Regions from separate parts of the Homo sapiens genome. Here all the other regions are linked to region 1. The links are chromatin loops, found by intact Hi-C in ENCODE. Cell type or tissue: PC-3. All regions are shown on one strand. Links, peaks and the distances in the headings refer to the core of each region. The heading gives the core; the rest is flanking DNA. Region 1 has its middle 41 kb from the start of BMP3. Region 2 overlaps BMP3 (bone morphogenetic protein 3). Region 3 overlaps CFAP299 (cilia and flagella associated protein 299).

What was found. Peaks named below come from ENCODE experiments on the same cell type or tissue, not always from the same donor. Only the 100,000 strongest peaks of a DNase experiment are listed, where the experiment ranks them.
Region 2: a loop joins it to region 1, with 7 times the contacts of the local background. A loop is called at or near these places in 16 of 110 quality-filtered maps.
Region 3: a loop joins it to region 1, with 10 times the contacts of the local background. A loop is called at or near these places in 11 of 110 quality-filtered maps.

Annotation. Positions count from the first base shown.
Region 1 is chr4:80,985,840-80,993,343 of GRCh38, forward strand. No RefSeq gene overlaps it. Among named protein-coding and RNA genes, the nearest start is that of BMP3, 41 kb to the right of the region's middle. In PC-3, for the core only: CTCF peaks have their summits at 4,268 (motif pointing left) and 4,469; a DNase peak (open chromatin) is centred at 4,262; H3K27ac peaks cover 1,311 bases.
Region 2 is chr4:81,036,021-81,043,524 of GRCh38, forward strand. The region is part of intron 1 of BMP3 (bone morphogenetic protein 3); the gene reads left to right. Among named protein-coding and RNA genes, the nearest start is that of BMP3, 9.1 kb to the left of the region's middle. In PC-3, for the core only: a CTCF peak has its summit at 4,220 (motif pointing left); no DNase peak of the experiment used is centred there.
Region 3 is chr4:80,615,683-80,623,186 of GRCh38, forward strand. All of the region lies in intron 3 of CFAP299 (cilia and flagella associated protein 299), which reads left to right. Among named protein-coding and RNA genes, the nearest start is that of CFAP299, 280 kb to the left of the region's middle. In PC-3, for the core only: a CTCF peak has its summit at 3,611 (motif pointing right); no DNase peak of the experiment used is centred there.

The DNA.
Region 1 (7,504 bases), core at 1,707-6,706:
AATTATGTGGTAAAGTGCCTTGTAAATTATAACATAATACAAATATTCATATTTTTTCTTATTTCAAATTCCTTAAATTTGGGTACCATACTTTGTTCTTCTTTATATATGCTCCAACTGTTAGCTCAGTACCTGGCTATGGGACTACTGTCTCTATTTCCTAAATATAAACTAAAATTTTTCAAGGCTGAAGATACAAAAAGACTCATCCCAGGGAAAGCAGTGACTAGGAATTGTAGCCTTGGTTTTTATTCTCCTGAGATTAACCCTTCATATGGGAAAATGGTTGTCAATTATGGCTGCTTGAGTTCAGCAGCCTCAAGGGATACTGCTCTCTCCTTATCCATGTCAACTCAGTGTGCATTCATGACTTCCCTTGGTTGCTCTTAGCCTGGTTGGGAATAAGCCAACTCATTAAACAGACTTGACTAAATACATGTAGACAGCAGTAAAATTGCAGTATTAAAATACTTTACTAAATTCTTGGAGATGGCAAAAAGAAGAAAGAAGGGTGGGAAGTGGAGAAGGAGAAGAGAAAAAAAAAGAAATAACACAAGACCAAATTTGATACATCATATAAAAGAAAATACACTAAACCAAATAATCTTATTTATAAAATGTTGCTTTCTCTTTAGAAGTCCCAGACTCTATCCTAGCCTAGCAATCACCCTGCCTCCACGTAGAGAGAGCCATGTTAATATACACAATCAAAATGACCATTGAAGAGCATTCTAGTCATTCAAAATGTATTGTCAAAGAGTAAGACACATAAACACACATGGACAAATACATCCAGCTTTTATCAATTCAGACTTCTTCTAATTTAAAAACTTATTCATTAGCTAGAAACACTTCGGGACTATTCAGCAGATAAATATGATTAGTGTCTCAGAAACTCAGGAATGTTAAAGATGGCCTAAGCTTTAGAAAAACAAAACAGCTACATGTTTGAGTTTGATGTTCATAACATTATCCATATTACATGTTTAGTCAAAAATATTAGCACATAGAATTAGTTGAATATTTGCATTTTATGATTTTTCTTTGGTCTAAAAACACGCACCTGTTTTCCAGCTTAAGTAAGATTTAACTAGTAGGAAGAGGAAGAAGCCCTTAAAGAATTGTTCTAGGGTTCTATAAAATTCAAGTATTTATTTTTAAAAACTCAATTAAGGAAATTATTTTTCTCCCCAGGGAGACACGTTTTTCCTTCCCTTTTCTTAAATTTAATTACATAATATTTTAATAGATGTCCTAAAACTCAGGAAGTGAAAAATTAGAAAATATGCATAAAAGCTCTTGCAGTATAAATGACCTCAGACACAGATCAAAAACATTAGAGCCATTATTATTATAGAAGAATAGTCGGGGGCTTCCTAATCAAATTAATAAAGAAGAAATAAGCTTTCCACTGCCAAAGAGATTCAGTATTATGAAATAGACTCACTTTCTAATATGAGTACATCATGAGTCATGTTCAATTATGTAAAATTAAAACTCTACCATAAAGAAACAGAGTACAATCAGTGATTATTCAGAAAATTCCAAAATTCAATAATGAGGAATTTATCCTGTCTGTTCATTAAAGGAGTTTAATATACATCACATTCTAATGATGCAAATATTTAGTCAGTCCCAATAAGCAGCTCTTTAAGGATCCAAACATTTTAAATTCACTTTCAAGCCATCCTTCCAGCTTCAAGATTTCATTTTTGTTGTGTTGTCCTATTACTTATTTATTTTTATTCCACTAGCTTTAGCAATACAAGTGGCTTTTGATGACACAGATGAATTGCATAGTGGTGAAGTCCAAGGGTTTAGTGTACCTGTCACCCAAATAGTGTATATTGTACCCAGTAGATAGTATTATATTTCATCCCCTACCCCTCTTCCACTCTCTCCTCTCTGAGTCTCCAATGTCTTACCACTCTGCTTCCTCATAACTTAGCTCCCACTTATAAGTGAGAACATGAAGTATTTGGTTTTCCATTCCTGAGTTACTTCAGGAATAATGGCTTCCAGTTACATCCAAGTTGCTGCAAAAGACATTATTTCATTCTTGTTCATGGTCGAGTAATACTCCATGGTATACTTATATCACATTTTCTTTATCCACTCATTGATTGAGAGGCACTTAGATTGATTCCATGTCTCTGCAGTTGTGAATTGTCCAGCTTCAAGATTTCTTGCCCATAAAATAGGTGTGGGCAAAACTTAGTAGTAACCAAGCAGTCTGAGATATCATACTGTTCCCTATTTATTAATTAATGTGTTCAAAACATATCTAGTGAGCACATATTATGTAACAGGCTCAAAGGTATGAAAAGATAACACAACCTCCATGAGGCTTACTAAATAACAGGGAAAATGACTAAATAGTAATTAAAACATGATGAGTGTAGTAATTGGAGAGATACAATATTCTCTGGAAACACAGGGCAGAAACAATAAATGTATTATGTGATCTATGGATGTGAAAGAGGGCGAGGTGGATACCAGAGTAGTGATCTGAAAATCCGTATGTGACTTTTTCTTCTCCCGACATCCTTCCATTTTTTCTTCTATTTTTCCTGTTTCATATCTTATTCCAAATATCTATCTTTTTTTTTTCTTGTCCCAACCTGCCTAGTATCTGTTGTTATTTTTTTGGTTTGTTTGTTTGTTTTTTTTCTTATCATCTGTAGTTAGATTCAGCATACGACTTCAGCAACAGTTCTCTTTATAGCCAAAACTCATTTAATTCATATCCCTATTCAGTTTCCTAGACCCACACAGATCTTGTGGTGTTAGTACTAAACTTGTCATCAGCAGACTCAGATCAAAATCCTGATATTGCTGAGTAATAATAGCTATGTGGCTGAAGACAAAATGACCCCTCAGAGTCTCAGCATCTTCATCTTCATGATGAACCAACTTTACGAGGATGGTGCATAGAGAAATATAGATAAGGTGGTATATAAATGCAGTTAGGTAAACAAAGGAAAATGTCATCAAAGAAACAAACCAAAATATGTCTACTTGGACTCACTTGAGAGGTATTTTAAGAGATTGCTTTGAAATACATGAAAAGTGATACTGCAATGGCACCCTCTCTGTAATGAATGAAATTGCAGAGTGAAGATACATGGGACAATGTTGTACAGAAGTTTGTTTTGTTTTAATGACTTTTCTTAGTGAAATGTAAGTATGTGAACATGACTGAGTTTAGAAAATGTGTTTCTAAAGAATGCATGTTCAGTATGTGTCCTACTGTTTCCATTTATATAGCTTTTCTTATGATAGAATGAAAGCCTCTTACCATGTGAATCCTGGAGGCTGGTTGGCTGACATTCACATGTGGCCTGGGGAAGCTATCTTAAGCATGGAAACTACTTATTTAATAGTTCAAAATACTCAGACATGGATTTACACTACTTCCAATTATCCATAGTTTTATTTTTATATAACAGCTAGACACTACTGAGCATTCTACACTTCGTTTTTCACAATCTGCAACCAGTGTTCTGAAAAAAACCGAACAAACAAACAAACAAACAAAACTAATAGTTCAAAGACAAAAAAAAAATGTAAGAGCAAATTACCACAGCCCCTTACATTTACAATAGACCTTTGTCCAAGACCTGGAGGGATAACCTAGCCTTTTCTAGTAGTATTTCCAGACAGTGAGTCACCTTTTAGCAGAAACTTTTTAAGAGTGTATTTTAAACTATAAATATTTTTGTATTTTATAAAAGGATCTTGTATACTTTATTTTCTTGACAGCACATTTAAAATTTCCCTTTCTTTAGGCAAGGTAGTCTTCAAGTAAAGGCATTTTAGGGAAGCCTATATCTGCTTCTATTTTGTTTATTGACTGATCCAGTCATTCTTTGAACAAATATTTAACAAATATTTATTGAGGAACTGGTATGTACCAGGTAACCCTTCAAGGGTTATTTTATTTTACCCTCATGGCAATACTGTGAAGTGCATATTATTCCCCATTTTTAGAGTAAAAATACTTGGAGAGAAGGCAAACTACGTAAAATTCTACGTAAAGCATATATAGGTCTATCATTTATGTCTTCGCGTAATTACTTTGTTCATCTAAGCACACTGGGCAATATATGTCAAACCTGATTAGAACAGTGTTTCAATGACACCCCCTTCACTGTGGATAGGTACTTTGAGTCACTGTGTCATGGCTGAGGATGCTCAATCAGATTTCTACATTGTACGACTGCCAATGCTGTTAGAACCAGGAAGAAAGAACAGGAATCAGCTTTTTTATGTCCAGACAGTTTGCCACCTAGTGGTCAAGTTTAGCAAAACTTTCTGGAGTCTATTGTTTGTTAAGACAACTTAACTCTCCTTAGATTGTATTTTTCTTAGCTCTAAACAGGGGACCCAGCTTTGCTTAGCTACTTCCAAAGATTAGGGCAGGGCAGATTTTCATCATAAGTTACTAGACAGAGTTTCTAGGGATGGCAAGAAACGTCTTTGGCTCTCTCTTGAGGAAAGGGCAAAAGTGCATGCCTCAATCAAATGTTGATGCCTTTGGGGCAAGGTATAATGCTCTGTATGCAACAAAACCATGCAGGTACAAACTTCAGAGAGACAATGTAAATAGAAGTAGACAGAATTAGAATTTGAAAGCTTATGGAGTCATGACTTATCTGCCTTTTGTTTCTCTGGCTTTTAAAAGGGATATTGGAAAATATTTTACTTTTTGGCACTCTATTTTTTTTTATTTTAAAATGCAAATTTCAGCATTTCTCACCAAGTGACAAATGTAAAGTGTTTTAGAATTTTCAGAGGAATATTGTTTTCCTAGACACTGTTTACCAAAACAGTTTACCTAGACTACAGTTTACCAAAAATTCTGAAATCGAAGTCTGAAGAAGTAGTAGACTTTAATTAAATGACGAAGCAAGAAGGATACCATTTCTAAGTCTTGTGTAGGTATATGATTTTTTCATTTTCTGCTACAACCAGATTCTGCCACTGAAATATTTATAATATTGAGATTTGGGACCAGGGTGAGATTTTGTTTTAGAGTAGGAATGAACTGAACCACTTATTCTCAGACAAAATGCATGCAGTCAAGAACTCCATGACTATCTGTGAGACAGATGGGAACTCCTGATGCATACCAGGCGACTGTTCTTCAGCAAAGAAAACAAAAACCCAGGTGCAGAATGTATTGCAACAGTGCAGATGGGTCTTCAAGGGTGTTCACTGTTTACAAGAAAGAGGAACAGAGCTCTCATCATTGAGTGACCACTCTTCCTGGGGATCTATTTCCCCCAGCTGGCCTCAAGCAGAATATTCCCCCAAAGGCCCAAGCACCAGCTGTCAATGACCTCTGCCCCTTCAAAGAGAGAGACTGGGTGGCCGCTTTCACCCTGTCAAGATGTGCTAATTACTGGAATGCTGAGAATCAGAGCCTGCATCCTACAATGGTATTTCTATAGCTTGTCCACCTCCTACACATCTTTCTCCTCTTGTTCTTAAATCTTTTAAATATACAACAGCTTACATCAATTTCTCTATAGATTGTTGGCATCTTTTCTATCCAGTTATATGTTCTCAGCTCCCATATTTTATATTTTATATTTTATAAAAGGATCTTGTATACTTTATATTTTGTCAAATTATTTAAAATTTCCCTTTCTTTAGGCAAGGCAATCTTCAATTAAAAATCCCTTCATTTAAGAGCAATTTGGAAAGAGAGAAAAGCCCTCTTGATATCTACTCTATGCCAGAGGCATGTCCATCCATAGACATGGCTTGATCTAATTATCATCATAAACCTAGAAGAGAACATTATTATTCACAGTTGCCAGGTATGGAAACTGAGGCTAAGGGAGGCTGATACTCTTTATATATGACTCTGCAATCCTTCCTCTCCCAATTCGTAGTTTACACTGCCTAATTATTCTTCCTAAAATGTACCTCTGATTATTTCATACTCTAGCATCCTTTTCTTGTCTGGTAAAGGAAGTACAAACTCCTCTGTTGGCCTTTTAAGGTGTAGTCTTTGTCTGCTCTTCCAACTGTGCCTCAAACTTCTCACTGACACAAAGCTTTTCAGCTATATCCCAGGTTTCTGCCCTTTCTCTAGCAATTCGGTCCTCTCTGACCCATCTGTCTTACTCTTTAGTCTTGCCCTTCTCACAGGGATATCTTAGCATATTCCGCAGATCAGCACATAGATCATCTTCCTCACGAAAACTTTCTTCCACCTTTAATATGTGTGAAAACTATTATAATTTTTGCATTGAACTTTTAACTCTTAACACTGTTCATTAAAGATAATATTGAACAATCTAGGCTCACACTGAAAATCATCATCAAAATGCAATATAATAATTATCTTCATGGGACACTGTACTAGACATCATGTAAGAAAAATTCAAGAAAAGTGACGGAACTTCTGAATTCTTCAGAGTAGTGTCAAAAGATAGAGAGAAAAAAAGAACTGAGCCAGATAAAATATCATAAAGTACAGAGATTGTAATATGAAATTGAGTTTCTAAGTAAAATTTTATTGTCATTTGTTTTATTTTATTTAAAAGCATAAAAATCAAAGGTTTTCAGATGCAAATATTCTATAGGGATGGCTGAAGTAAGGAAAATATATACTGCATCCCTACAATTGGCAAAATCCTACTTATTATCTCATTTCATACATAAGCAAAGAGGTAATAAATGTTTAATAACAATCTCTGAAAAGAAAAAAAACCCTGATTTGAAGTCTTTGCCAATTTCTGTAGTGTAAATATTTTCACTACTAATATTTCTATTTAAAGCTACGAATGTGGCATCTCTGATCATGGAGTTAGAAGAGATGTTCACACCTGCCTCTCACACTCTGGTACAACGTCCCTCAAGCACACTTCTATAAAAACTAATTATTTTCCCTATTAAGCAGATTAAGGAAGTGAGAATCAGAGACGTTTTATAACTTGCACAAGATCACACAGTCAATATACAGAAAAGAGGTGATTTTAGTCTGCTATGTAAGATTACAGATTCCACTCTTTTTGGCTAGAGCGCACGCCTGATCTCTATCAGCAAGTTACTGAATTAAGCAAATTGAACATAGACATCCCTCAATACCCTCTTGTTTCTACCAGGAGTAGAGAAACAGAACAACAAGGAATAATCACATAGTGGACAGGGCCTCAATAAAAGACTTCAATGGGGAAGAAATCTCTAGTAGCATAGAGTGTTGATTCTCAGGAACATAAAACAAAAGATGAGCATAAATTGAGCTTTTGCCTTTTCTCATGAGCTTCCTCTATTTACCTAAGCCTCTTACTTTTATAGAAACCCATTACTTTCTGTTGGCTCTTAACCTAGCCACACAATGAATTTCTCCTTATAGTCAGTATTTTTCCTCCCTCTCTCCCTATTTCCTTTCCTTCCTTTTTTCTACATTCGTTTTTTCCTTCTTCCCTTTCCTTTTTTCTTGTTTCTTTCTGCTGATACCATTTTATTGTTGTTCTTTAATTATCAAGGG
Region 2 (7,504 bases), core at 1,612-6,611, 50 kb after region 1:
GGCATTGTACCATCTTCCTGCTTTTATGTCATAAACGTCTCTGAATGTAATTTTAGATATCTTCTGTCATTAAATTTTATTTTTTCCTATATCTTTATGAGTTCTCCTTCATTATTTTCATCTATAAGATTAATATTCATTGTTTCACACAGGTATTATGCTTTAAAAAGAAAAGCTAGTTTATTTGTGGAAAAATTCACTAATGATCATATATATCACTTTATTAATGTTTTATCACCATTACTACCTTGATGAAAGACACATTTACTTAAGATGTCAATCAAATTCCTTATATTATAAATCCCCAGTGTTTGTTATATTTAATAGGCATAATAAAAATATCACACCTATCAAAAAACCTTATGAAAATGCTTGAGCAACTTGTTATATATTTTCTTTTGGCTAGTCAGGATTTTTGTGCTTCAGTAACAGAACATCTCTCCCCAAATTTTGATGATTCTCCCATATGCTAAATTTGTATATACTAATAATCAGTTAGTGTCTTAATGTCTTTATTTTGGGGGTAGTAGTGGAAAGACATTTGGCATCACAAATAACCTTAAGTCGGACTTTTCTATGCCATGTTTCAGTTGAGTAAATTTTTATGATTATGTTATGAATCCATGAAAATAGAATTTGTAATAGAAATATTGACTTTATATTAATCAAGTAATACAAGTATACCTGGATCATATCTACTTTTGACAGTAGTGAAAGATGAAATGTAACCCAAAAAGCTTTCATATATGGAATATATGTAACAGCCAATAAAATTACTAGTTTATCTACATGTTAGCAGTGGTTGTGTCTTAGCATGATGGCATATACAGCAGTACTCCTGGATAACACACATTTTAAGGGATGATACTTTAAAGGCATGAATTCCTCTTTGTTTATCTAAAACATCAGCATGTAGATCATAGAATCAAATGACCACGGTGGTTTTATTGACTCTTTCAATGATCTATATTTCTTTAAAAGCCATCTTTTCATGGCTATAGAACCATGGTAAATGCAGTACCTTGATTGTATTTGGGCATACCATGAATATGTGTGTGTGCAAAATGATCTCACTTTATTACTAGCTTCAGTTAGTTCTTTTTACTTTACTAAGGTACTGTTAAATATCTCTTTTATAAAATAATTACATTCAATAAATTTAAAAATATAAGGTTGTTTGTTCAGCCCCCTCATTTTACAGTTAAACCAACTGTCCAACATACTATTATTTGCTTTTCCTTCAAAAACCTTTCTCTTTAGTTGCATGAAATTAATTTAAAGATGAATTAAGGGTAATTGCTGTACTTGGTGTTAAGTGAAATGGTTTTCAAGTAGAGAAAAGATTATTAGTGTTTTGTTTTTTCTATTACCTAAAGCTAAGTGTTAGGTGATCTAACTTCCATGGTTGGCTGAACCGCTAAGAAGTAAAGTCATCTAATATTGCTATTCTCAGTTTCTTCATCTATCAAATGGGTTAAGTTATACCTCCTGTGCCTGTCTCACAGAAAGATGGTGAAACTCAATTGACAAAGTGAATGCAAAGATGCTTTAAAAGTTTTGAAGTCCTATATAAATTAGGTATTCTAACATTCTTAATATTTTGAGATTATTTCCCTCTGGCTTTCCACAAAGCATTAAACATATCTCAAATGTTGATAATATGTACTTGTCTGTAGCACAGATGATGATGTAAAAATAGTTAGTAATCATCTGTGCAATCTATGATATCCCAAACCTATATTCAACAAATGTACTATTTTCTGTCCTGACCATGGTGGCTGAGGGGTGTAGGGTTATGCTTTTTTAGAGAGATTTCTTGAAGTTAATTGTTCTCAAAGTATAGTTCGTGGACTAGCTGCATCAGTATTACTTAGAACCTTGTTAGAAATTCTCTAGCCCATACTAGACCCGCGGAATCAAACTCTGGTGACGGAGCTCAGAAATATGTGTTTTAAAAAGCCATCTACAAGATTCTGATCCATATTTGAGAAACACTGCTCTAAGCTTCTGTCCCTAGAGTTTTGAGTATTTTATATCAAAACCAGCCTCTTAAAATCTAGAATTGATTATCATGTTATTCCTGATCTCATCTGGCCCTTTTAGTGGGCCTATCCATAAACAAATGGTTTATTGACTTATATAATGGTAAGCTTTTTAAAATATATACCTTAGAAGGTATATTACTGCCTTTATGATGGTTTTGCCATAAAGAAGTCTTCAAAATAAGTTAATCAAGACTGCTTACCCTTCACTCATAGCTGCAGAGAGTTTATGATATAATAAATTTGCTAGAAGAAAAATATGGTATGAGCAGGGGCCTACAAAGCAAGTCCCTGGAGGACATGGAGTCTATCTCAATTCATCTTTGTGTTCTGAGGACCTAGCACAGTTTGCCATGTAGTTGACACTCACTAAATACTTCAGTTGAGTTGAGTTACATATTCAGGAGAAAAGATGAGATAGTTCAAAAGCTATCAGCCAGGCAAATATCCTTTAAAAATAAACTTGCCTTGAAGGAATTTCTTATGGGGCATTTTACCATTTATATATTAAATGGCAATACTATTCTACTTCATATACAATGATTATAATAATTCTTTTCTAATGAACTGAAAGGAAATATCATATGGTATTTATACCCAAGAAGGGCTCTTGCTGATTTTGGGAACTTGAAATTACTTGAAAGTTTTTATGCTTTGGTGTTAAGTAGGAAACACTTTTAAATCTGTTAAGTTTAGAGAGTTGTTCATTCAACACACCTAACAAATACCTTTTGGGACTTAAGTGCTCCAGGCTGTGTGAAGTACTAGGAATTCAAAGATCTATAGAACATAGGTCTGCCCTCTCAGCACTCACAGTCTAGGAATGCCTTTGGGCAGAGGCTAAGAGTAGATAAACTGATTAATGAACATTTTACTATTCTAGAAAAACATACATCATATCATCTTTGGCTGTTTTTACTTTGGACATAGAGAATGGTTGTTTTGAGGTCCCATAAAGCACAGTCATTTGACTGGGACTATGAAGGAGAAACACAATTCTATGACTTTGTGTTCTTTGTAGAATTCTTCCTTTTGCCTGTGCCTGAAAGTTAAAGGCAGCACAGGGATGCTGCAATCTTGACTAAGTAATCTGCAGCAAATATTCAGCCAGTGACTGAGGGTGGATGTGTCCCTGTCCTAGGCACCCCTGGCATTTCTAGCAGCTGTATTTTGTTTGAAGAAAGAAGTTGGGGCAGCGGGAGGTGGTTGTTCTTTGTCACATATTTTCTGTATGACTAAAATGTTTTCCCTGCTTCCTGGGGATTTAGCTAATCATCAAGATTTCATTTAGTCTATTTGTTTTAAAATCAGACTTTACATAGAAAGCTTTCCATTGTATGTTCTAATTCCCCTTGCAAACGTTCTGTGTGGGCCAGCACAAAGGTGAACTTCCCCTTACCACTCCCTGGACACAGCCTCAGCTACTCCTGGAGAGGCACTGAAGTGTTGCAATAGCATGGCTGGCCTTAAGTCCCGAAGTCAGAACCCGACTTCCTGAAATGAGTCCTTGGTTTCATCAGGTTCAAGTGCTTTGTTTTTAGATAAAAACAGAAATAAATCTTCTACCTTTATATAATAATCAAACTCCTTTTAAAACGCCTATCTGACTTTCTCTCCAAAGTCAATTGCTAGCTAGCTTGCTAACTCCTAGGGTCCTTCATGTTTGCATTTCTCTAATGAGTAGGTTGAACTAAATTTGCTCATGCATATAAAAAAAGCTTTAGGGTCAAGCCCTGTGTTGGAGGCTGAAGAGTCTGATATAATTTAGAGCCTTGTCTTTAAGGAACTTATGGCCTTAAGAAGGAGCAAAGGTGTAATGAAAATGGTAATAGAGGCAGGATCCTAGCCAAGGAAATGGGTTGTCATGACAAGCTTGCATCCAGGAATGGTATCTCTGCCTTGCCTTAAAAAACAAATCTGGATTATCAAGGAGAAAAATCGTGGGTAGAGACATTGCAGAGAGAAGCAGCAACAGGTGCAAAGTCCCAACAAGTGTGTAAAAGAGAGTATAGCTTGTTCAGAAACTCACCTGACTTCCAACCTCCTTTTCAATTCTCAGGTGTTAAAACTCTAGAAAATTCAAAATATAAGATTATAATGCTAATGGTAAACCCTAACTAGGCTGCAATAAATACATTCCCATGTGCCAGTGCCAGCAAACAGTAAGAAAATAGCACCACCTATTGGTAGTCACATTTTGGCATCAAAATATTTCTTTGGGGAAAGCTAGAAAACAAAGCCGGTTATAGTTACTTGCAAGGGATGAGACGTTCTCTCGTTCACTTTCACACTCTACTCTACCATAAAAACATCCTCCTGTAATAGTCTTGACTTACCTCCAGTTGCCCCAGTCCCACAGATGGATCTCACTAAGTAAAACAGTTTGAAAGTCATGACTTATATTGGCTTGGATTTGGCCTCCATTTAACTATCACCGTTAGACTGCATTCTCATCTTTGACACTGGAAAGAAAAACCCTGATCTCTCCACAGTCCCTTAAATATTGGAAAATAATTCTCATATCATTGCTAAACTTTTTTTTCTCCCTCCAGGCAATGTTTTCTTATTTATTCAACTCAAATCTATGAGATAGTTTCCAGACCCCTCAACATCTGGGTTACTTTCCAAGTTGCTCTCTTCTGCATTAATAAACTGGTTACAATGAGAGCACCCAAAATGAGGCATGCAATTCCAGATATATTTAGATGATCAGTGTAGCATACAATTAATATTTTCTAGTACCGAATACTATCCACAGCCTAAAAACGCATAAGTATTTTTTGTAACCTGAAAAAATCCACCCTTTTTTTTATCATTATTATATCGGTTTGCTCTTATTAATCAGGAAGTACACTTCAGGTTTTTGATTCAATCATTCCCAATAGATAAGTATCTGAATATTTCAGAAGACTAGAAAAGGTGAATATTAAGGTATTTTTTATTTACTGATATTCAAACGTAGATATTTGTGTGCATAGATAAAGCTGTGCTACAACTCATGGGGAAGAGAGAGACAATGCAAATCTTCTGTTCATAAGTATGGAAAGTTACTCACCTTACAAGTTAATATAAAATCTAAAAAGTAAAAGAGCATGAAAGTAATTGAGTAGATATTATCATGCACTGCTATTTGCAGGAAGCCGTTTACCTCACTCTTATTTACTTCTCTATATACATTCACTTGACCCCATGCTGCTCGCTTATTACAATTTTTTTCATCCATTGTAAATGCTCAGCAACTATTTGTTAAGTTGCTTTGGAGAGAAGATCATTAACTTACACAAAAATAAAGTGTTTTAGAATCAGAGAAGGCAAAAATAAAGTATGGGTTAGAAAAGTCAAAGTCAATGAATGCTTTGTGAAATGGCTGATAATTCTAGCTTATTGTTTTGCTTCTTGGTTTTTTTTAAACCCAGGAGGGAGAGGACCTAGAACAGGCAGAGATCCCTAGCCTAGGTGGAAATAACAAGAGCAAACACATCAAGTGTTGGGCATAACATAATGCCTTTGGTTAGCCTTCAGATTGGCCATTCCTTGCTCAACTTGGATGACTTAGACATTCACTAGAACTTCAATTCTATAGAACTACTAGAACTTCAATAACTAAGTTAATTGTAAGTATTTTTATATTTTCTATTTAAAACATTGGCAACATTTCTTTTGCAAAAGCTTCCAGACATACAGCATTGCATACTGCTAGAATGTGTTCCTTCCATCCCCTCACCAAGATTTCTTTCTTCCTTCATCTTTAAAAGTCTGGTCCAAAGATTACTTCCTACCTGTGTGTTTCTTTGCCTCTACCTGGGTAAAGTTAATGGCTCCCAATTCTGCTCCAAGCATAGCTAACACCTTCGGCAGCTTGTATTATCATCATGGCATAGTCTTTTTTTTTTCCTTTCCATTTTGACTACAAAACTAGTGATTATTCTAGACCACAACCATCCAATAGAGATATAAGGGGAGCCACAAATGTTAGTCACATATGTAATTTAAAAATTTTAGTAGCCACATTTCAAAGTGTGAAAAGCAACAAGTGAGATTAATTTTAATAATATATTTAATGCAATATAGTTCAATAAAGTCACTTTAACACACACTGGCTTAATATAAAATGTATTGCTACGATATCTTATATTCATTTTCTTACCAAGTCTTCAAAATTCAGTATGTATTTTATACTTACAGCACATCTCAATTTGAATGTAAGTGGCTACATACTATCATACTGGAAACCACAGTTCTAGTTAGCTAACATTTATTGAATACTTTCTGTGTGCTTTATGTGCCTTCTCTCAATTAATCCTCGCAACAACTCTATAGTTGCTACTACTAGACCCACTTTATAGATAAGCACACCAAAACTTAAAGAGCTTAGGTTATTTGTCTGAGGGCTGCTATTGGTTGTAGTGAAATTGCAACTGGACCAACAGGCTTTGACTTCATAAGAAAGCACTGGTTTAAAATGAGAGCCATTGGAAGAGGCAGTAAGACAGATTCTGAGACTTTTACAAAACGATGTTGTAGATTAGACACAGAGGTAGAGGCTAATTAACAGCAGGTCACAAGGTGACTAGAAGGAAACATGTTTGAAAGAAGAAAATATTTTGAAGCAAAATGTGGGGCAAAGGGCAGGATTGGTTTACCCATTAAGTTACTGCCACTCATATCCCTTGGAGATCATTTATTCCCTGCCAGCATGTTTGTTTGGCAACCATTGGATTGCCACATACCTAGAACAGAGTGGCTTCTCTTCCTTCCACTTTAAACTTCTAGCTACTACACGAAATTTGGGTAAAAGTATATGCTCCGGTGACTGGTATGAATTAAGGCTCAAGTCTCTGAACAGTCCTGATGCCATGGCTTTGTTATAAAGGTCTGTAAAATATTATCCTGGTGTCATGGATTATACAAATGTGCACCAATGGCAGTTTCCTCCTTTTCCTTCACACAGTGTTAAAAATGAATAGAATATGTTTCCCATTGCACTTCCCTTGTGCTTGGGGACTCAATGAACTCATTTTAAGTTTCCACATCTTTATAAAAATGTTTTGTTTTTACTGAAACATGTTTTTGATCAAGAACATAATTTCACGATTGCGTGTGTGTTTCTGAAACAAATATGTATATGAAACAAGTGCATGGAGAAGGGCTTAGGCTCTGGTGACTGATCCCAGGATGGGAGATTCCAGAGTTCTAACCTCAGTCCTGTGGATCTCGGTTTATGAGCTAAAGGAGAGGAATCAAATTCTGCACCTATTAATAAATCTCTCATTCTCTTCTTCTCTCTCATTTCTGGATTTGAAGAATTGGAAGTATGGGTGAACAATTTTAATCATTTTTGTTGCACTATATAGAAAGTTAACTCTTAAATTTATGGAATGTCATAAACTTCAAACAAGCTCCACAACAGCATTCTTTTTTTTTCTTTTTTGACATTTTTGCAGTATGCCTTATTTTTTCAG
Region 3 (7,504 bases), core at 1,040-6,039, 370 kb before region 1:
TGAACCACCATGCCCTGCTTAGGCATACATCTTGATACTTTTAGCAAGATAGTTAAGAAGTAATTTATAAATTACTTCTAAATAGGATCCTTCCCTATTTCATTCAGCAACCTCTGCAAGCCCTTTCAGAGAAATTGAGGCACTTCTATTAAAAGTAACCACATTATTGATTGTGGCCCAAGAGTGAAATGGGCTTCTGGCCCTCAATACCTCCTTCAAAGTATTATACCTTGCAGGGGCAGTCACTCTCACCTCCGTTCATTCCTTCAGCTTTTAGGAATAGGTAATTGACCCTACTTTCCTATATTAATACTCAGTTACTAACTCACTCTAAGAAAACAGAACTCTCTCCTCTCAACTGGTCAATATAACCTCAGATGTCTGAGCATTAACTTCACCTAAAAATTTAACAAATATTACATTTAATTGTATCACAGGCTGTTTCCATGTAAGTTTTTGCTTCTGTCTTCCCAACTCAACTGTAAAGTTTCACCTGTGTATCTATGGTGCCTAGGACTGGAAGCAGGCCCATGTGACTCTTCCTTGTGATCCCAGGCCTTCTGTTTGCTCCAAAATATGCAAAATAGATAATTTTTGAAGCTGAACTTATTGGCTGTGTATGCTAATACTTCATATAAAAGACTTCAAAAGAACTATAAAGTTTTGTATATACATATAAACTTTTATATACACGCGTGTACTTTTATATGTGTAATTTTTATACATATAAGTATATATTATGTATTATAAATATGCATATATACATAAATAATACCCCCAAACTGAAAGGGCTGTAGAGATCATCTAGTCCCAACTTTATTTTACAGATGAAAAAAAACAAACTGAGTGAGGAAAAGTGACTTTCCCAAGTTCCCAATGCAAGTTAGTAGCTAAGTTGGGGCAGCCAGGACTCCTGACACTCAGACAATGCTCGTCTCACTTCATTACGTGCTTTCCTGGGGGGCCCTAAGCATGTATATTTAGATTAACCCTCATTATACTTCTCGGAGCTGTATGATGTACTGATGGTCCCAACATACTAGCCAGATAAAAGATGCAAATATTTTCTTGAACAAGTATACACAATCCTAATGAGAAATGAGCAGAAAATAGAACATCTATATAGGGGTATAATTAGACATGCATATGTACACATACATATGTACATTTTATACATAATATATTTATTTTAAGAATTCTAAATATTGAATGTTTAATAAATTAACAATGTTAGCAAAGATGCTGAGATGAATTGCTAATGGAAGAATACCTCAACATAACATTTTTGAGAAGTTATCTATCTCTATACAACTAAAATGAATATAACTATAGATCCAGCAATTCCAACTCTTAAAACTATCTACGGAAATAGGATTTTAAAGATATATGAATGAGAGTACTAGACCACTATTTATAGTGTGAAAAAAGAAAAAGAAAATGAAGAAAAGACAGGTGGTTCATCATTAAAGGAATGGTAATTTAAAAAAGTAATGAAATTGTGAATATTAGATAGGCCCTTGGAGATGTAACAGGAGATTAGTTCTGAATGGGAAAATTTGGGAGTGTTTCTATTTTAGTGGCCATGTTGTTGCTAAGAAACATGTCATATTTACCTGGAGTTGCTCAAAATTGTGTTAGATGTTATCATTAATTGAAAAAGAGCCTGGCTTACCTTGAGCTTGACCACCAGCCCCAGCTTCCTGACTGTGAGATGCCCCTATACCCTGCCATCAACTTAGCTTTTTGTTCTTTGCAGAGCAAGAGAATGAATGACTTGCTATGAACTCACCAAATGATCAGTCTGGTTCATGGTACAACCTTGTCCACTTCCCTAGGATCATTTCAGATGGATCAAGAGGTCTGTAGTCTAGAGGGGAATGTTCTTCTCAAATCCTATTATTAACACTTCACAATAGAAAAAAAATTACTTCAAATTACTTCCATTAAGGGTGGCAGACATAAATTCCCACTTAATGTTAAAAGGCATTCCTACATAAAAGTGCCCATCATAATGATAACCAAAACTATGGAAATGAATCCATTTAATAGGGAAGGGCATAGATGAAAGAACTAAGGGATAACCAATGTGCCTTAAAGCATATTGAAACTAGAGGGTAAGCATTTTGATATGTTTTTTCTTGTGTGGTCAAAACATTAACAGAGGAAGGAGCCATTTGAAATTGTCTCACTGCATTTCCTGGCCCACCTGAGTAATTACAATTTAAAGATCTGCCCAAAGGAATTAAAAATACGTAGGGTCATGTTTTCTTACTTTCAGAATGGAATATATAGTCATTAACTTAAATTAAGAAGGAAAAGAAACTAACCATCAAAATTGGAGGAATAAAAGAAAAATTTGTGATGTATGGTCATTTGCATACCGCATAGGTTGTCCTATGCATGTTGCAAAGAGGAAAGATCGGGATGAAGGGGTAATAATGAAACCCTGATAGCATATGAAGTATCTCATGGTCATGGTTGAAAGTCAAGTCTGGAAGGAATAAACTTTACTCTTTCAGGTGTTCAAAGAAAAAAATTAAAGGTAGAGCAAAGCATACTTCTTAGAATTAAGAGGTAAGAGATACAGTATAAAGGCAAACTGTTTTATAGAAAAAAAGTTGTTATCTACAATGTGTAAAAATTTTCTCTCATGAGCATGTGAGTAAGGAGAGTAAACAGTTTTTCTCAAACAATGAATACTACTGAAGGACAACCAGCCAAGTATGTACTTTGATAATAATGCAATATACTCCTTTCAAGTTTATCAGGTATTCTTATAATCAAAAGTGTGTCATAGATCCAAAATTTTGGTGATCTCTACTGTATTAGGAAAAAAATGAAGGGATATATAGAAATAATTTAGAGGTAAAGTAATATGAAGTAAACATCAATGGATTCTTAGAAGACAACATGGAAACATACGTAAAAATCATATAAAAGTTATGTAAAAGTAGTTGAGGCAGAGGGGAGTTCTCTCTGAAGGATCTTGCAGCCTAATTAGCCACATGAACTCCAATTATTTCCATGACTTTTATTGCTACTAAACTAAAAGATACATTACATTAATTCCTTCCCAGTCCAATTGAGGATAAGTTGGCTAATAACAAGTGGATTTTTACTTAGTGTAATAAGGGTAAGTATAATATAATAATATCATAAATAAAATAAACTACTAATCGTGGGAGCTGAAAAGAAATGCTTTCCAATAATAGAAATAAAATAAAAACTTTGTTTAAAGTACATATGAAAACCGTGCTAAAATTATTCATTAAAAAATAGAGGAGTATGACACCTGTATGTGTAATATTTATTACTTAAGGGATCTTTGGCTTTCCATTACTTTTTGAAGTCATTCAGAAATTAGAGACAATTTTAAGCAGTTGAATATTTTATTTTGTTAGATGGTAATTATTCTGTCTGAACATGTGAAAATGCAAACAAAATATAAAAATAATTACTTCTCACAGCATTAAAACACAGCTAGAAACAGTTTACTCCCAAAGTAAGCATTCAGGAAAGATTACCACTTTTAAATTCAAACTTTATTCTGATTTATTTGGAATGTCATGTATCAAAACTATTTGAACCAAAATGCCACAAGGTGGCAGTGGCCTGTCCAAGGTGCAGTCATAGAGCACTGAAGGACCTTCTCTTCAGCGTTGACATTCTATTTCCTTCTTATGCTTTTTTAAATAATTAATCTTTCTGATTGTGCCACATGAAATTTTCTGAATATACTTAGTGTTGAAGAACTTTAGTGACCCATTTCCACAACCTTTATTATTCTCTTCACTACTGAAAGAAGAAACCAATAAGAGCAGAAAACATAAATTTATTATATGTTGTGTTCAGCCACCTAACTAGATGGCTTACATATTATATATCTAGAATATAGTTAAATATTCTTTAGATATTCAATACTGTTGAAGGGCTGAATACAGAATACAGTGTTTGCTGTCATCTCCAAACACAGTGCAGTCAATGACTAGGTATTTACTAAGCAGTTACAACTCTCTTGTGATTTCCAGGCACCTATACTGGCTGTGACAGCTTATTTCATTTACCTGTTTAAAATATGCTTTCACACATATATTTTATTAATAGACATATAATATATTGTGTCTAATAAAGTGATCATGTATTATCTCTTAATTATAATGAGATAAACTGGGATTGAGAGAATTTGTCACAGTGGATTTTGACTGTTTATTTTCCCCTGTGAAAATGATGAAATAATCTTCAAAATTATCATTTTCCAATTTCTATAGAAACATATTGTTATATTAATGAAAAATACCATCAATAATCATAAGCATTGAGAGACTAAAATGATGTAGAATTGTGGAAACAATTTTTAAATATATGATATAAAGCACAAGGCATTATTTTGTCTTTGTTCTTGTTCTTAGACTGAATGCTAAATATTTTCATGAGTTAAATGTATGGAAAGTGATGTGAAAATAATCCATCCATCAGCACACACTTGATTCAATACCTGCATGCAGAGCACAGTGGTCAAGTCTGTGCAGTGGATTTATAGACACAACAATCTTCAGGGTTTCAGGGTTGCATGTATGTCACTACCCTTGCTTGTTGGTATATTAAGAGAAGTAATACCATTATACCATGTATAACTTTTTATGGGTAGCAAATCAGTGAGTGAATCACTCCAGAGAAGAATGAAAAGAGCAATTTGCTGACAAGGGAATGACCATGGAGTTGCCAGACATGGCATAGTGATGAAGAAGTTGTTGCTCTACTTTTAGGGATAGCAGACATGTTCATATAACAGTTTTGAAAAGAATTTAACACATCTTATATTTATATTTTGGATTTTCTGTTTGCTTTACAATTGGGTGAACTTAAACTATGTTTCAGTTGCTTTAGGATGATGGCTTGATTCCTGATGCCATACTGATAAATCCAGATCAGTCTCTGTATTCTTTTCATCATTCTCATCCCTTGATTTAATTAGTTCTTTGAAGCCATCTTCAATCAACTTTACATTACTGACTATCTCTCCTGCCTCTTTTGTCTGCTTAAATTTGTTCCCTACAGAAAGTCAACAGAACACTGGCTTTTGAGTAAAGCAGATCTGGGTTCAAATTCTGGCATCTCTGTCTGGCCATGACATTTTTGGCAATTTAACCTCTATAAGACTGTTGTATACAATGAGAGAAATAATGTGTGCCTTTTGAAGTTGGTTTATGATGAAAACTAAATAACATAAGTATATAGAGTGTCTCACAGACAGTGATTATCAAAACAATTGAAGCTGTTATTTCTGTGGTTGCTACTTCCAAGTTCCGCACTTACCTAACAGCCTATCTTTTTTTTTATCATTAACCAAGTAACCTTTATTAAAGCACTGACACCCTATCATTAATAGATTCCCAGTGGATATTTTCAGTAGAATGCTTCCTTCCTTTAACTATTGCCTTAAATATTTAGTATATAACAAAAAATAGAATTTTGGGGGGATTCAGTTATAGGCAAGGGGCTACATTCAACTTTAAGATGATTTGAATGTTGGCACCTGAAGATAACTTCTTTCCTTTTCCCAATGGGTAGGCTTGGACTGCTGAACATGTCAAGTAGTTCTATTAGGATAGTTTATGAATGATTAAGTATCAGATTTAAAGAAATTGTTTTTGGATAAACCAAGTAAAACTCTCTACCAATAGTTACAGACAAAGTTATTGTCTCCCTCAAATATTTTCATACCTAAAATAAATATTTTGTTATTTTTCACTCTTTTTCATATGACAGTTTCTAATCTCTCATCCCATTCTTTGCACACTCTTCTGACACAATATCATTTGTTGATTTAATAAATGAATTCTTACAGCTAGTTTGGAAGAGGGATATTGTACTGGATTTGAAGCTGGATTATCACAAATATGGAGTGAGTATTTCTGTATGCCAAGCACTATTCCAGATATTGAAAATCCTGGGATAAATGAGACAAAGACTCTAGAAGGTCTTATAGTTATATTAATTATTTGTTTATAAAAATAATTATAAAAGTAATATGATATAGTAAATGCTTCAACAAGTAATTATTACAGCATGATTAAATGCTTCAAATGAGCTGTGAGTCAAATGCTGTGGCATTCAGAAAGAAAGATATTTGTCCTGGGTCTTAAAAGCAGTAAGAATTTTCCAGGTCTTAAAAGAAATAAGAATTTGTGGGATGGTGGGGTGAGGACTGCTAAGGGGAGCATATGGAGGAGAAAACAAACTATTGTGGGTAGAGGAGCCAGTTAGAAGAAAAACCAGTAGTGATAGAGTGATGCATTGTGTTGGGAAAGTTTTGGCTGACAGAGAAGGCACTTAAGTGTCAGTTAAACAAGTTGAGATTATAGTTGGGGTCAGATCATACAGACTGTCAATCCCAAACATAGGAAGTCAGGCTCTGTCCTATAAGCACAGGGAAATATTGGACTCTTTAATGCAAAAATAAGCCATTATTTTATTTTTGAATAATAATTTTTCTGATCATGAGAGAGGAAAAACATAATAGGAGACTAATTGGGAGAGCTTGCAATAGTCCAGGTAAGAGGATGTGAGATGAATGAAGTGAAGGGCGATTGCACTGAACATAAATGCAACAGTCTAGAGTTGATCTGACCAATGCAGAGACATTTTATTTTATTGGTTAAATCAACACAGAGTGATTTTAACAGCACTATAACACTACTATCTGGACTGGGTCATCCCCAGCTGAGTTAGATCCACAGAATATTGATTAGCATTCTGTTTCAAAACTCAGTACATTCTGGTGAAATATTGTTTTCTTCATTTTGTTGATTTGCCTATTTCTATAGGCATCTTTTCTAAAACCATCTTGTTTCATAATATAATAACTTGACTGGCCTTTATAATTTTTTATTGTCAATATGTTTCTAATAATAACTTTGCATTTCTCACTCAGATAGCAAAATGGGTTTATATTTAAAGTACCATGTCTACATCAAATAATATCAGTGAAAGATTAAAAAATTAAGAAAACCTATAAGATTTATCTGGGCTCAAAAGCAAGATCAATATTTTATAGGCCAGAAATGCCAGGTTGTGAGTGGGTCTACAGCTGCAGTCCACTAGGAAGCAACTGCTGACTCACATCATCTAAAAAAACTCCATGCAATACTTGAAACTAGAGATAATGGGCTTACTGCTTTATGTCTGGGATGAGAATGACTCTCGCTCAATCAATTTTCTCTCAAGAAAGGAGGTTAGCATTATATTTGTAACTATGAGCTTGGGGCTATGGCTTTGTAGGACACTGTAGACCAAAGTAAGTGAGAGGATCAACATGTCACTTTTTTTAAAAAAGTGGAAATTAAGTTAGTTTCTAAGTTGCCCACTGGGTTAGTGACTGACCGATCTCATCAGGAAGGGAATATTTTATGCTTCTGTTCTACACTCAATTTATTAGTAGGGTAAGTAGAAACAACTCAACAAGAAATAAGGAAGGCTAATATTGGCAGGAGAGAGAAAGGAG